2 separate regions of the Homo sapiens genome follow, and region 2 is linked to region 1. A link is a loop called in an ENCODE intact Hi-C map of the cell type or tissue named here. Cell type or tissue: endothelial cell of umbilical vein. All regions are shown on one strand. Region 1 overlaps LOC124906209 (a long non-coding RNA gene). Region 2 has its middle 43 kb from the start of BHLHE40-AS1.

Region 1 (2,500 bases):
AAGAGGGTCAATGCCTTTGAGGGGTAAAAAAAAGATTATTTTTGAAACTTCACTTAATCTGCTTGTTTTGGAGCCAAGGGCAAGGAGGAGTCTTTCATTAAGGAACGAATATCTAGCAGTGGCCCAAAAAGAAGGTGCATATAGAACTGAACATCAGGCAGTCACTACTCTTTTTGTTGCTAACTGACCATTCAATCCTATAAACTAACCATTAATCATAATGCCTCTGGCTCCGGTAACCCTGCTTCACAACATTCTCCAATTTGCTCCCTCTAACCAGGGGATCCCAATCTCTCTCTTCCTCCCTCTTTCAACTCTTATAACAAAGCTGTGATTTAGCATGGTCTCTACGAACGTGCAAATTCAGACCCACATATACTTTCATACTCCTCTCTCCACCCAACTCCCTTATCTAACAATGCTAAAAGATAATCCCTCAACAATTCAGGTAGTATTATGGCAGTTCTCATTACACCTGAAGAGACAGAGCACATTTAAGTAGCCTAAAGAAATTATGGCCATTTTGAATAACAAATTATGGTTCATCTATACATAAACCATATGTAAATCACTTGAGTTAGAGTCTCCCAACCAGATTTAACAAATTTTAGTATTTCTGCTAATACTAGAAATTTCACAATGGGCCAAAGGACTTAGGGGTGGATGGAAGTCTTTCATAGCTCTTTTTGTACCATTCCATAGGATTTTAAACCGAAACTCTGACATGCTTTGGATCTGTGTCCCCACCTAAATCTCATGTAGAACTGTAATCCCTGTTGTTGAAGGTGGGACCTGGTGGGAGGTGACTGGATCCTGGGGGCAGAGTTCTCATGAACGGTTTAGCACCATCTCTCCTTGATACTGTATAGTGAGTGAGTTCTCATGAGATCTGGTTGTTTAAAAGTGTGTAGCACCTCCTGCACCCTCTCTTCCTTCTACTCCAGCCATTTGAAGTGCTGGCCCGCTGTTTTCCTTCCGCCATGACTAAGTTTCCTGAGGCTTCGAGGCCCAGAAGCAGAGCAGATGACACCATGCTTCCTGTACAGACTGCAGAACCGTGAGCCAATTAAACCTTTTTTTCTATAAAGTACCCAGTCTCAGGCATTTTTTTATGGTAGTGTGAGAATGGACTAATATAAATTCTCATACTTATGGGTAGAGTACAGTACAACCAATTTGAAAAACAACTGAAGTTAAAAAAAAATAAACACACCTACTAAAAAATCCAGAAATCCTACTACCACGTATTAATCCAAAAGAAATGAAAATATATGTCTATACAAAAACCTGTATGCAAATTATAAACACCTTTATTGATATCACCTCAAACTGGAAACAAACCAAATGTCCATCAGCTAGTAAATGAATAAACAAATGGTGGTGCAAACATACAATGGCGATGGTGTGCAGGTGGCCCACAGCCCACACACCCAGGACTGCTAATGTTTGGGTTGACTCACGGTACTTTTACCCTTTTTAGCACATTCAGTGTGCACACTTTTTCAACTAAGTATTTCACAGAGTTGGGCAGGAGGGCAAGGGTCAAAAACCTGCTCACTAGAGAGCAAGGTAGCACTGGCAGTGAAACTTAAAATGATTTGTGCTCCTGATTTAAATAAAAATAATCAGTTGCCTGTGTTTTAGAACTTACAAATGGAACAGTCCTGTAGGTATGCTGCACTAGTTTCCCACTGTTGCTGTAACAAATTACCAAAAACTTAAAGGCGTAAAACAACACAAATTTATTATCTTACAGTTCTGCTTGTCCACGTTCCTTCTGAAGGCACTAGGGGAGAATCCATTTTCTTGCCTTTTTCAGGTTCAAGAGGCTGCCTCCGTTCCTTGGCTTGTGGCCTGACCCCATCTTCAAAGAGAGGAATGGCCAGTTGAGCCGTTTACACATTGCATCATTCTGACTCTGACTCTCCTGCCTTCCTCCTTCATTTATTAGGACACTTGTGATTCCATTGGTCCAACCTGCATAATCCAGGAAATCTCCCCATCTCAAAATCAGTAATCACATCTGCAATCTCCCTTTTGCCATGTAAGGCAACATATTCACAGGGTTTGGGGATTAGGACATGAACATCTTTAAGGGGGCCGCTATTCTGCCTACCACATTTGCTTAGGCAAAATCTAGACAGGTTAAAGACGAGAAAAACAAATCACATATTTCTTTTCAACTCTGACGGATTTGAATACAATTAGGAAGGTCACATTTTCTCATGGTCCAAACAGGCTGAACAAATCAGTTCATTAACATGATCGTATACACTGATAAAGCTATAAATGATTGCCCAAGAGACTGTTGCTTCCTTTTACATTCACTATTGCTATTCTTGGACAACCAGAAACAACTATAAAAAGATGTTTGCTTTTTTAGACACACACACACACACACACACACACGCACCCCCGATTAGAGACTTTCTTCCTCAGGTTTCATTTGCTAGGATTTGCACTTTAAAAGATCCAGTGAGGAACAAAGAAAATAAAAGTA
Region 2 (2,500 bases), 170 kb after region 1:
TAATCCTGATATTTTTGTTGAGAAGAAAGATCTCTTTCTAATGAGGTTGTTAAGCTCACAAAAGGTAAGACTAGAGCTACTGGGACAATTCCTTGTCATCTTATAGGCAGGCAGAGCTGAAAGATTAAAAAAACAACAAATCTCTAACACTAGCATTTGGGCACCTGGAAACAGCTATGCCTGAAGCCATCAGCTGGATCTTTTTTTTCCCCCTGTAGCTAATTTGAATCCAGTTTCTGTCTTGCAACTAAGAGTCCTCACTGACTAATTTGAGGCTTGCCTGATACCGAGGCTCATGTACCTTAAACCATCCCAGATTGACTCAACAGTATAGAGCCTAAAGAGAAAAAAGGAAAAACAAATAAAGCAAATACTTTCTCTTTCTCATTTCCTTTCATCTTATATAGATATGGTACCTCTGCTAACAATTGCTGGATGAGTGTACAAACATGTCCAAGACAATCCCTTCACATTACTACTTGTTAATGATCTCATTACCTGCATAAACATCATGATTCTTTGTGTCAGTATCATAGTTGTCCGTATCAAACCTGTGTCAATTCCATGAAAATATATCAAGCTCCATTTCTGGTGCCCCTTTGAGAAAACTAGAGTTGGTGAGACATAAGTAAGAATATACATTTTTCTTTTTCTTTTTTTTTTTTTTGAGATGGAGTTTCCCTTTTGTCACCCACGCTGGAGTATAGTGGCACAATCTCGGCTCACTGCAACCTCTGCCTCCTGGGTTCAAGCGATTCTCCTGCTTCAGCCTCCTGAGTATCTGGGATTACAGGCCTGTGCCACCACACCTGGCTAATTTTGTATTTTTAGCAGAGACAGGGTTTCACCATGTTGGCCAGGCTGGTCTCGAACTCTTGACCTCAAGTGACCCACCCACTTTGGCCTCCCAAAGTGCTGGGATTACAGGCGTGAGGCACTGTGCCCGCCCGAGAATCTGTGTTTTTCACTCATAGTTTGGGATTGTTCTTGCAGCTGAATACCTCTGAAATAATAATCAATGAATATTTCATTCAATAAATATTTACTATCCTCTTCCGTGTGCCAGTCTCCTAAGTTGTCTTAGGATAATAATTATTATCCTAAATCATCCCATTACTTCTTAGATATTTAGCATTCCAACAAACAGAAAACGAGCTCTCTCCTCTCCCTTCCCAAGGGTTTATGTCTTTCATCTCCTCCTTGGCTATCCAGGTTTCGACCTCGGAGTTGGCTTTAGCTGCTGGAGCCTTCCTGAACCCATCTGTTGGGATATTGAGTCACTGAGTCATAAAGAGGAATGTTTCTCACTAAACATCACACCAGAACAGATAGACTTCCAGCTGAGCCAGCTGGTGACCTGGCCGCCCCTGAGTGGAGAAAATGGGAGACGTGGGAGTTGGAAGGCACACCACGCAGACGGTCACCTCATGGTGACGTCACCTGCCAAACCGGTGACTCACCTCCCAATTCTCCCCTCTACCAGCCATATCTTGCTCACTTGGAATACCTGAGGGGAATACCAGCCTCCTGTGTTTAGTGAAAACACACGCTCGTGAGCTATTTTTTAAAGGCATGATGTTTTCTTGCTTTCAAGTGCAGGCCTGGGTTAAGACTGCTTCTGCTTTAATAAGTACCCAGGAGTCTGCTTTTAAAGAAAGACTTGGATAAGCATGGGGATTGCTATGTGGGTTACCTTTTTTTTCTTAAAATTTTTCATTGTAGTAAAATATGCATAACACATAATTTACCATTTTAACTTTTTTTTTTTTGGAGACAGAATTTCCTCTGTTACTGAAGCTAGAGTGCAGTGGTGTGATCACCGTTCATCGCAGCCTCACCCTCTAGGGCTCAATCAATCCTCCCACCTCAGCCTCCCACGAAGCTGGGACTACAGGCATGTGCCCCGACACCCAGCTAATTTTTTTTATTTTTTGGAGAGATGGGGTTTCACTATGCTGCTCAGGCTGGTCTCAAACTCCTGGGCTCAAGCGATCCACCCATGTCAGCCTCCCAAAATCCTGGGACTACAGGCGTGAGCCACCTTTTAACCATTTTTAAGTGCACAATTCAGAGGCATTAAGTACATTCACAACGTTGTGCAACCATCACTACCCATTCCTAGAGCTTGTTCAGCATCCCTTCAATTCATCACCAATTAAATTGTTCATTGAATTCTAATCAAACGAGAACTCCCCACTCCTCTCTCCCTCCAGCCCCCGGTACCTCTACTCTACTTCTGTATGTATAAATTTGTCTAGTCTAGGTGTTCCATATAAGTGGAATCATACAATACCGTCCTTTTGTGTCTGACTTATTTTACTTGGCATCATGTCTTCAACATTCATCATATTGTAGCACTTACCAGAATTTCATTCCTTTTTAAGGCTGAATAATATTTCATTGTATGTACATACTAGATTTAGTTTATCCATTCATTTATTGTTTTCACATCTCAGCTATTGTGGGTAGTTTACTTTCGAGTCCCTAAAGATCATTTGTT

Evidence for each region. Peaks named below come from ENCODE experiments on the same cell type or tissue, not always from the same donor. Only the 100,000 strongest peaks of a DNase experiment are listed, where the experiment ranks them.
Region 2: it touches region 1 in a loop (8-fold over the local background); 32 of 110 quality-filtered maps call a loop at or near these places.

Annotation. Positions count from the first base shown.
Region 1 is chr3:4,854,882-4,857,381 of GRCh38, forward strand. All of the region lies in intron 2 of LOC124906209 (a long non-coding RNA gene), which reads right to left. Among named protein-coding and RNA genes, the nearest start is that of EGOT, 100 kb to the left of the region's middle. In endothelial cell of umbilical vein, no CTCF peak of the experiment used is centred here; DNase peaks (open chromatin) are centred at 980 and 2,280; H3K27ac peaks cover 2,500 bases.
Region 2 is chr3:5,022,092-5,024,591 of GRCh38, forward strand. No RefSeq gene overlaps it. Among named protein-coding and RNA genes, the nearest start is that of BHLHE40-AS1, 43 kb to the left of the region's middle. RefSeq lists enhancers at 629-1,828, 1,276-1,645. In endothelial cell of umbilical vein, no CTCF peak of the experiment used is centred here; a DNase peak (open chromatin) is centred at 1,380; H3K27ac peaks cover 2,500 bases.